Linked DNA regions of Homo sapiens: region 1 is linked to region 2. A link is an interaction called in ENCODE POLR2A ChIA-PET data of the cell type or tissue named here. Cell type or tissue: GM12878. All regions are shown on one strand. Each heading gives the region's core, and the rest is flanking DNA. Links, peaks and the distances in the headings are about the cores only. Region 1 overlaps RNF115 (ring finger protein 115). Region 2 holds the start of PEX11B (peroxisomal biogenesis factor 11 beta).

Region 1 (5,375 bases), core at 263-5,262, 130 kb after region 2:
TGGGAAAATTTGGAAAGTGATATCATAGCAGATGTGGTGATACGCACTGCTCCTGATTGTATGTGGCATTCCATGTACATCTGTACGCATGTCAGAGTAAATCTGGTAAGTTTTCATTTATTATCTGAGACTTGGGGCTTCTCTTAGATTATTAGTTGGTTTTTAGTGACCACTCTGCTGTCTGAAGGTAAACTGCTGTTATACCTCTTTGGCGGGTTAGGGAGTGACTTCTGACAAAGATACCTAATCAGGTAAACAGGCTGTTCTAGCCAGGAAAACCAATTGTTACTCTGCTTTGAGGAGGCCTTGAATCTCTTGTTCTTATTAAGGTTATTTGGCCAGTGTGGTGGCTCACGCCTGTAATCCCAACACTTTGGGAGGCTGAGGTGGGTGGATCACCTGAGGTCAGGAGCTCAAGACCAGCGTGGTCAACATGGTGAAACCCCGTCTCCATTAAAAACACAAAAATTAGCTGGGTATAGTGGCGGGCGCCTGTAATTCCAGTTACTTGGGAGGCTGAGGCAGGAGAATCACTTGAAACCGGGAGGTGGAGGTTGCAGTGAGCCAAGACTCCAGCCTGGGCAACAAGAGTGAAACTGTGTCTCAAAAAAAAGAAAAAAGAAAAGATTATTGCTGTCAAACTTAGGCCATCTTTCCAGGGTGATATTAATATATGGGTTTGTAATGCTTGGAATTTGTTCTTATTGGCCTTCATAAAGGTATACAGCTGATAAAAAGGGGAAATATTTCTGAAAGTGACTATTACATATTCCTTTTTTGTTTATGTGAACAAAACTATAAAATCTTTTTTCTTTTTTCTTTTTTTTTTGAGACAGAGTCTTGCTCTGTTGCCAGATTGGAGTGCAGTGGTTCGATCTCGGCTCACTGCAACCTCTGCCTCCCAGGTTCAAATGATTCTTGGGCCTCAGCTTGCCCAGTAGCTGGGACTACAGGTGTCTGACACTATGCCCTGCTAATTTTTGTGTATTTTTAGTAGAGATGGGGTTTTGCCGTGTTGGCCAGGCTGGTCTTGAACTCCTGACCTCAAGTGATCCGCCTGCCTTGGCCTCCCAAAGTGCTGGGATTACAGGCATGAGCCACCGTGCCCAACCTAAAATCTTTTTCTTTTTTTTTTTTTTTTTTTTGTGACGGAGTCTCACTCTTTTGCCCAGGCTGGAGTGCAAGGGCACGATCTTGGCTCACTGCAATCTCTGCCTCCCAGGTTCAAGTGATTCTCCTGCCTCAGCCTCCCAAGTAGCTGAGATTACAGGCATGCACCACCACGCTTGGCTAATTTTTGTATTCTTAGTAGAGATGGGGTTTCACCGTGTTTGCCAGGCTGGTCTTGAAGTCCTGACCTCGTGATCCGCCCATCTTGGCCTCCCAAAGTGTTGGGATTACAAGTGTGAGCCACTGCACCTGGCCTAACTTAAAATTTTAATAAATTTTAGAATAGCATTGATAGGATGGCCTCTTTTGGCTAAACAAAATGGCACATTTGTTCTTTTGGGGCTATTTGGTTAAACATTCGTCTGAAAATTGAAGAAGTACCGACTGGTCAAAAAGAATCTGTAATCTGAAGCCTCTTAATCTTGGAGTGACTTTGGAGATTTTAATGGCAGTAGGTAATTCCTTTACTGTTACTGTTGGCAGAATCTAAAGTTGAAGGTCCCTTCCACAACCAGGAAAAACTACACATTTTACAGTATGTACTATTAGTTTTACTTTACTAATGATTGGTGATTATATGTGTAAATAAGCTGGAGCTTCTGGGGCAATATGTGGCATGGGATCTATTTTGATACAGTTAAATGTCATCTTGGTTTTAAATAGTACAATACCAACACTAAACGTGTAAGATTAGCATGACTGCAAAATTAGCAATTTTGTGTGGATGGCATGCTAACTTGGGATAGCTTTTTGTTTGTGCCATTATAATTGCATCAAATAACTTATTTCAGGCACTTATGCTCTGCATGTGCTAATTAAAAGATATATTGGTTGTGGGAGAACAATTAATGGGCTTATCTTTTGCCAACTTTTCAAGTAGTAACCCTGGTTTCTTTAGGCAGATAGTACTTTTATGCAAATACAGTTATAAATGAGAATGATTAACTGTAGGATGAATCTTTGTCTAGCAGGGAACTGTGGATTCTGTGGTTTTTGTTCTTAATTCTTTTATGTGTCTTTGTAGATCAAAGGTTGTCTTATATAGGTGCTATTGGTAGCAATTTACTCAAATACAAAGACTCTGTGGTTTGAAAGAGATTAGTGTTTTAAATGAAAGACGAAATCTTTTTCTTAGAATCCTTGTCTTAGAGGCAGTATGATATTTCCTTCTATAAAGTTCATAAACATTTGCTGATTTAAATACTTAGCAATTGCAGTGGTAAGTAGTGGAGGGTAAAAACCAGTAAGAGGAGGGCCTTGCATGTAAATATTAGATAATGGGCTCCATCTGCTCTTAAACTTCCATGTAGAGGAGCACCTTGTAAGTTTTCTTAAGCTTTGTAACATTTCTCAGAACAATGTGGTGGTTTTTATTATCCCTTCTCTATGATTAGCTCTATTATTCTTTAAAGGAATTTTAAGGAAAGGGAACGGTGAGGTAGCTTCAGGGAGAGCAGAACCCCAGAAAATAAGAGTTGCGGTTTCAATTACCAAGGATGTTTGAATCCCTGAAACTGTGTAGTAAAGGCAGGAAGGAAGAGTCTTGGAAGCCTGTCTGGGCTTGAGCAATCAAATGGATACATAGCCACTCAATGTAGTTTTTTATGGTATGTGGTAGTTCAATTAGCTGTTTATTTAGCATAGATGTACAAGTACTTTTGGGCTTGTTATACATTTGGAGTGATTTTTACAAAAGCGTTTTTCTGAAATTAATGCAGGTATTAAATGGTTTCTTATCAGGGAATAAGGCTTGAGAATGGTTGCATAAAGAGTGGCATTAGCTTTGCTTTTTCACTTTTGGTTTCAGACTAACTAGGGTGTGTTTGTTTCCTCAGTGAGCTCAGCACAATGCCTGGATTGGTATTGTAATCCTACAAATGAAAACTATTTGTAGTAGTTTGTGAACTTACCATTGGGGTGAGTGTTTGTATGTTTGTGTGCTTAAGTGTGTCTCTTGAAGTAAAAGTGGTATCCAGCAGTTCCTGTGATTCTTTCCATCCCCTCTTCCCGGATGTGTTAACTTGTTTTCTTTGTTCTTTGCAAATTTCATGGGGACAATGGGATTTAATATTTCTCTCCACTCTTCAGGGTCTTTGGGAATAGATAGTTATTTTATCATTTTCACATGTGATTAATTCAACAACTTTTGAGTGTCAATATAGGATATTGACATTGCAGGATTTTAAAAGGTGATAGTACTGTGTAATGTCTGACACTTAAACACTCTACATGTATTTGAGGCATTAATAAATTGCAGTCTTTGCCTTCTGAATTTATATTAATGAAGGAGGGAAATGGGTTGAAATGGATGTGGCAAATCCTAGATATTTATAATACAAGGTAGGTTTTAGAATCAAAGTGAGAGTGCAGAAGGGTGTGGAAGAGTCTTATTTGGTTGGTGAGTTCAGAAGGGCTTGATGGAGGAGGTAGCATTTGAGATGGGTCCTGAAAGGTGGGTAGGGGGAGAAATATTTATTGAATCCTTTTATAATGTTTTAAATACAGTACCAGGCCCCTTACATTACTACATTTAATCATTCCTAAGAAATATTAACTATTGTAGCCTCAAATGTTGTGTTCATCTGGTGGTTGAATGGTTTTTTAGTGAAACATTTTGTTTTGTTAGCGTTCTTGAGGATAAATATTTGTCTTTTGATAGGTCAAATCCGAATTGCATTGCTGCCTGTGGGTCCTCCTTCCTTCTCTATGGTGGCTTCTCCAATTTTTCACTGGATTTAGCCTTGAAAACCACTTGATTTTGTGGTTTATGATACTTTTCATAGATTAATTCACATGCCAGTTATTCATAATTTCCTTTAATAGGTGTTGTGTTGGGATGAGTTATTTTTCCTTATTGGGCTTTGTTCTCATTATGCCATTCTATATTTAGCTTCTGGGAGGGGAGCTTGTTCCTGGGAATAGAATCACCACTCATTCCTTTTCTCTTTAGTTTTTTAGGTGGTGGCGGCAGTCGGATAGACAATACCACAACAACACATTTTGCAGAGGTAAGTTTTCCTTTAGCTGTAGGAATTCTTTAAGAAGTGGTTAGGTGTTAAAATCATGGCAGATACTAACTTTCCAGTGTGGCACAACATCAGAGTTTAACTGAATGTATAAGAAAAAATGTGGGCCGTAGTAACCCTTGGGAAGATTTGTGTTTTCAGTAGCTGGGGCTTGGGCGTGTTACCTTTGATAAACCCTTGATTAGGAGAAAGTAATAGCCTCAAACTGTATTCTTTTAAACTGGTAGTGTTTTTAATTCTTGTTTTCTACTTTGTTATTGTATATACAGTGTGAGAATAAGAAGCTTTTGCTGTTTTTGAAATAACAGTGTTGCAGACTCTGCTTTAGTGGTGTGACAACCAGGTAAAGTGCAGGCCAGGATAAGTTGTCGAAGTCACAATGAAATAGTCTTCAACCTTGTACAGAGGTACTGATTTCCAGGGCTTACCTCTAGTCAACACAGTAGTTTGGTGTAGATTAAGGATGTTTACTTGCCTTTCAGATCCCAAGATGGGGTCTGTAAATAATTTCTATATCTTCTTATAATGTGGCGTCCATATTTTTTGGGAAAAACAAATCTTAACTGTGATTTGAAAACAGGGCATTAGTCTTCATTCTTGAATACCATTTTATATTGAATCCAGAGTAATTTTCTTTTTTCACTTCGTCCATTGACCTAAAGTCTCTTTAGTTGTGTTTTTTTTTTTTAAAAAAAGAAACCATTGTAACTGTTCTTAAGTGTATAATTCAGTGGCATTAATACTCTTTGTTTTTAATCATTTAGAGACTACAACCCAGAAGGTACCAGTCAGCCTATAAAAAACACTGACGTTTTTCTTTTGCTTGTTTGTATGTGTACCCTATATTGCCATACAACTTGTTCAGCTCTAGAAAGCTGACAGATGCTAAAAGGAAGAAATAAGTTAAATCCCATAATCAGGATTTCTTTATGTTTTAGGATCACATTAGCCTTTTCCAGAGATAGCCGAAGTGCCTAGAGAGATAGCAAAATATTTCACTGTTTTGTATGTAAATTGAAATTGTACTAGTAGTATATTTGAAAAGTGATATTTAATAAGAAGCCTGTAAAACCCTAAGCTTCTCTCCCTTATTATTTGAAAATTATTTTAAGACCTGTAGCCCCCACATTTTGATGTTGTTAGATTTATCAACATTGTCTGGGTAATGGTCCTGTTCTA
Region 2 (5,375 bases), core at 264-5,263:
AATTTCTTTGTTTCTTGCAGTAGTCTATACATTTCTTGAAGGCAGGATTTTGCTGCCCTGTCCTTAGCAAAATTTGAGTGGCGCTGGAGATGCATATTACTTTTTGAATGGATAAATGAAATGTACCACAAAGTTTTACCCAAACCACTGACTTCACTCTCTTAATAGATCCCCATGTATGTTTTTCTTCCCTGCCCCAATCTGAAGGAGGTGAGATTGGGAGGATGCAAAGAGGTAGAAACCACGTGTAATAAAACAGATGTAATGGAAGAGGCACAGATAGAGGATACTGTTTTTACAAGGCAGGCTCTTTTATTATTATTATTATTATTATACTTTAAGTTTTAGGGTACATGTGCACAATGTGCAGGTTAGTTACATATGTATACATGTGCCATGCTGGTGTGCTGCACCCATTAACTCGTCATTTAGCATTAGGTATATCTCCTAATGCTATCCCTCCCCCCTCCCCCCACCCCCCAACAGTCCCCAGAGTGTGATGTTCCCCTTCCTGTGTCCATGTGTTCTCATTGTTCAATTCCCATCTATGAGTGAGAACATGCGGTGTTTGGTTTTTTGTCCTTGCAATAGTTTACTGAGAATGATGATTTCCAATTTCATCCATGTCCCTACAAAGGACATGAACTCATCATTTTTTACGGCTGCATAGTATTCCATGGTGTATATGTGCCACATTTTCTTAATCCAGTCTATCATTATTAGACATTTGGGTTGGTTCCAAGTCTTTGCTGTTGTGAATAGTGCCGCAATAAACATGTGTGCATGTGTCTTTATAGCAGCATGATTTATAGTCCTTTGGGTATATACCCAGTAATGGGATGGCTGGGTCAAATGGTATTTCTAGTTCTAGATCCCTGAGGAATCGAAAAGGCAGGCTCTTAACAGATGTAAATTAACATACAAATAATCTTACAGAAGAGAGAGCAGAGGTAGCAGGGTGCGGTGGCTCACGCCTGTAATCTCAGCACTTTGGGAGGCTGAGACAGGTGGATCATGAGGTCAAGAGATGGAGACCACCTGGCCAACATGGTGAAACCTCGCCTCTACTAAAAATACAAAAATTAGCCGGGCATGGTAGCGGGCGCCTGTAGCTTCTCGGGAGGCTGAGGGAGGAGAATTGCTTGAACCCGGGAGGCGGAGGTTGCAGTGAGCCGGCAAAAAAAAAAAAAAGCAAGCAGAGGCTTACTCCCTGAGAATTAATGGCTAATGGCCCCCAAGCGCACCCTTTAACTCATGCTATGGACCCAAATCCCTGTCCTGCCCGGTCCTGAGTCCTAGGTCACTCACCTGGGGGAAGGCAAGCAGGAAACTAAGTCCCCAGGCTGCCCCCAGAAGTTTCCTTACACCTGAACGGGATCCAAGCGGGTTGAGTACTGCTGCCTGGCGGTCCAATCCAATGACCACAGGCAGGAAAGCTGCAGAATACGTGGCCATTAGTTTCAGGAACATCAGTGTCCGACATGCGATGTCCACAGCCAGCCATTGAACAGTGATATTCCAGGTGGCATCTAGGGGCATAACCACAAAAGTGACTAGTAAGTCGGCGGCTGCTAAATGGATGAAGAGTCTCCTGACCGGAGAGGGGCGGAGCTGGCTGGGTTCCCGCCGTGTCACTGACCACAGGACTGCCAGGTTCCCTCCAGCCGAAGAAACAAACAGCACAATGGTCACTCCCACTCGGACCTTGGCTGCTGCCGAGAAGGTGGGCAGCTCTGAGCCCTCCACCTCCACTCCTGATCCAGCCCAGACCTCCTCCCCCGCTGCTGACCCCAAGGGGTGCCGTTGCCTGCAGACATGGTGGCCTGGAGAGAAACTGAGGAGGATGAAGTGTGGGTATGAAGCGGTTAGCTTTGGCCACTGATTCTTCGCCCTCCTTTTCAGGATCTGGAGCTGATTATTGCGAATTTCGTTCACTAAAGCCTCTGCTTCTGGAGACTCTCCATCTGTTCTGGAGGAGGTCACTTGTTCAACTGTCAAGGTTCTGCAGGGAACGAAGATCTGGTACCAATCACGCTCCTTTTTCCTTGGACAGACCAGCCTGGGCTTCAGGCCTCTACTGACCTAGACCTCTTTAGCCCCTACAGCCCTGGATTCAGTCGGGGCCTGCGTGCATGTGTATTTGTGAGGTTCTGCCAGGCGCACACCTATGCCGGCGGCCTCCAAGACGTGGAGATCACTGCGGCGCTTTCTCGCCCCGCCCCGGCCCCTGCAGGCCCCGCCCTTGGTCATGAATATTTAAAGAAGAAGGTGCCGCTGGAGGCGTGCTAGGGAGTAGGGGTCGTCTGATAAGGGGAAGCTGTGACGCAGACACGCACAGTAATACACAGATGGAGGCTCAAAAGACACGAGTTTCGCGTCCTGAAATTCCGCTTCCAGGGCCAAGCTTTCTTTTCTGATACTGTTTGTCCCTCGCGAGGCACCGTTGGGTCGCGCAGTAGGCGTGACTAGGGGCGGGAAGTGGGGCGGGAGCAGGGCCGCGGAGCCTGGGCTGCGGCTGTCATGGACGCCTGGGTCCGCTTCAGTGCTCAGAGCCAAGCCCGGGAGCGGCTGTGTAGGTGCGGCCCGAATAGGAATGGGGGTGGGGCGGGGGAGGGATGGACAGAGGAAGACTCTAGTGAGGCGAAGTCAGTTTAGGCTACAGGGGGGTCAAGAAGGGTCAACTCCGGCTACGGGGGCCCGAACGGACCGTGAGGCGCAGATTTGAGCCGCTGTTGAGATGATTCCTTTCCGTTCGCGGAAGAGATGGGGAAACTGAGGCATGAGTGGGCCAGCGGGGAGGCCGCTCAGGGTTGCTGTGTCCACATAAGACCGACAGTGTCCTCACTGGGCGGTGATGGAATGAGGAGCATTCGCCCCACGGTGGATAGCCCCAGACTCTGCCCCCAGAGCTGAGGAGGCACTCCCAGTTTCCGTGTCCCCACACCGTGCTGCCATTCGGGAACTCCCCTGCCTCCGCCCTGGCGTTTGGTCTCCATTCAGCTAGAGGGCCTTGAAATCTCTCAGTTCACCTATTCTGAGGAATAAAATGCCCTCCAACTGTCTGCCTCCCCCTCATCGATCACGTACATGCTCACGCTGATGTGCTTGTGATGGACCCCTGCGGCCTGCACTGGCCCCTTCAGGCCTCATCATTGTCAAATCTCTAATTTGCTCAACATTCAATAGTGCTCCCCACCCCTTTCTAGACTCTTTTTTCTCCTTATGCCTTTCCCTTCCTCTGGCCTGGAGAAATGGTGAGATATGGGCATGGAGGAGGAAGGGGAGTGTTCTCAAACTGGGAAAGGGGGAAGTCTGTCTGTGCCTTTTGGAAGATAGTTTTGAGCGGAAGGTTAGGGAGGTCTCCACCTTACCTTGCCTGCCCTCTCCTCTAGGGCCGCCCAGTATGCTTGCTCTCTTCTTGGCCATGCGCTGCAGAGGCATGGAGCCAGTCCTGAGTTACAGAAACAGATTCGACAACTGGAGAGCCACCTGAGCCTTGGAAGAAAGCGTAAGTAACTCTGTCTTTCCTTTTATCCCCCAACCTTTCCTCCATCCCCAGCTCACCTTCCTTTGTCCCTCCTTCCTGTACCCTCTCTGTTCTTCTTTCTCATTTGGCTCTGCACTTACCCTCTGCATGAGTCCAGTTGAGATAAGAGAGCAGGGGTATGGAAGTAATTAGGCGGACTGGAGAGAATGGGTCAAGTTTGAGAAAACTAAACTGGCACAAAAATTAAATTTGAAATTGAAAAATGGACTGTTTCTGCTCTTTATTTTTTATTTTTTTGAGACAGAGTCTCTCGTCCAGGTCAGAGTGCAGTGGCGCAATCTTGGCTCACTGCAACCTCTGCCTCCCAGGTTCAAGCAATTCTCCTGTCTCAGCCTCCTGAGCAGCTGGGACTACAGGTGCCCACCACCATGCCGGGCTAATTTTTGTATTTTTAGTAGAGATGGGGTTACACCATGTTGGCCAGGCTGGTCTCAAACTCGTGACCTCAGGTGATCCACCCACCTCGGCCTCCCAAAATGTTGGGATTACAGGCTTGAGCCACCATGCCCAGCCTGTTTCTGCTCTTTAAAAAAATTGTCATTATTATTGCTCAACTTTTGCCCTCTTGCTTTCTCTGTTTCTGTTTCTTGTTATCTGCCTCTCCACTTACAAATCCTTGCTTTCCCTTTCTAATCTCCACAAGTTCTACGCCTGGGTAACTCAGCAGATGCCCTTGAGTCAGCCAAAAGAGCTGTTCACCTATCAGATGTTGTCCTGAGATTCTGCATCACTGTTAGTCACCTCAATCGAGCCTTGTACTTCGCCTGTGACAATGTCCTGTGGGCTGGAAAGTCTGGACTGGCTCCCCGTGTGGATCAGGAGAAGTGGGCCCAGCGTTCATTCAGGTTTGATATCCTGTTCTCCTTTAAGATTTTTTTTTGTAGCCTCTATATTGCATAGCTTGTCTTATATGAGGGAAAGATATCTTAGGATCTTTCCAGAGTATATAAGTCTTGATCAGTCACTTGGCTTCCAATCACTTAGATCTTAAACTATCGGAGAATATCAAATGGGGAGAGATGGAAGACAGATGCTCTTCCATAATGAATGACTAATATTGTGCAAGGTAAGATATTATATCACTTTAATTGTGCTTCTATACCACAGGTTATTCCCCCTCACTACCTGCTTACTCATTCATTCCAAAGATATTTATTAGATGCTTACTGTGGCGCAGGGGATAAAGCAAAGAGCTAAACAGATAATGTGCCTGCTCCCATGAAGCTTCTAGTTTAGTGAGGGAGTTAGATACTACAATGAATAACTTCTCATATATATTTGTGGAAAAGTATGCGGTATTATGAAAGAATATCACAAGGGGAGCTAATTTAGATTGGAAAATCAGGAAAAAACTCTTTGAGAAAGTAATATTTTAGCTCAGACCTGATGTCTGAGTAGGAGGAGTTAGACAAAGCCAACAGTAGCAGAAAAGACATTTCCAAACAGAGAAAATTGCACATTCTAAGTAAGGCTTTGAACTAAGAAAGACTTAAGGGAATTAGAGAAATAGAAAGAAAGCCAGTGTGATTGACAGTATTGAGTCCATCAGTTCAAATTTGAGAGATAGACAGGCACCAGATCTTTCATACAGGGCCTTTTAGGCAATGTTAATGTTTGTTTTATTTTATCCTACAATGGGACATTATTGAAGGATTCTGAGCAGGGAAATGACATGATTCAAATTGTGTTTAAAGGACATCTCTTTTTGAGATGTTGAAAATGGATTGCAGGCCGGGCGCAGTGGCTCACGCCTGTAATCCCAGCACTTTGGGAGGCCGAGGTTGGGGGGATCACGAGGTCAGGACTTCAAGACCAGCCTGGCCAACGT

Evidence for each region. Peaks named below come from ENCODE experiments on the same cell type or tissue, not always from the same donor. Only the 100,000 strongest peaks of a DNase experiment are listed, where the experiment ranks them.
Region 1: POLR2A ChIA-PET joins it to region 2 with 8 read pairs; 3 of 35 experiments call an interaction of 5 or more read pairs at or near these places.

The regions. Positions count from the first base shown.
Region 1 is chr1:145,783,342-145,788,716 of GRCh38, reverse strand. RNF115 (ring finger protein 115) reads left to right here. Exons shown (of 9, transcript NM_014455.4): 3 at 4,121-4,178. Among named protein-coding and RNA genes, the nearest start is that of RNF115, 38 kb to the left of the region's middle. In GM12878, for the core only: no CTCF peak of the experiment used is centred there; a DNase peak (open chromatin) is centred at 2,998.
Region 2 is chr1:145,915,834-145,921,208 of GRCh38, reverse strand. PEX11B (peroxisomal biogenesis factor 11 beta) reads left to right here and starts at 2,492. Exons shown (of 4, transcript NM_003846.3): 1 at 2,492-2,576; 2 at 3,393-3,508; 3 at 4,191-4,392. The coding sequence starts at 2,521. It also overlaps the pseudogene GNRHR2. RefSeq lists enhancers at 1,757-1,856, 1,907-1,966, 2,347-2,446, 2,245-2,792, 2,793-3,339. In GM12878, for the core only: no CTCF peak of the experiment used is centred there; a DNase peak (open chromatin) is centred at 2,288; H3K4me3 peaks cover 3,439 bases; H3K27ac peaks cover 2,542 bases.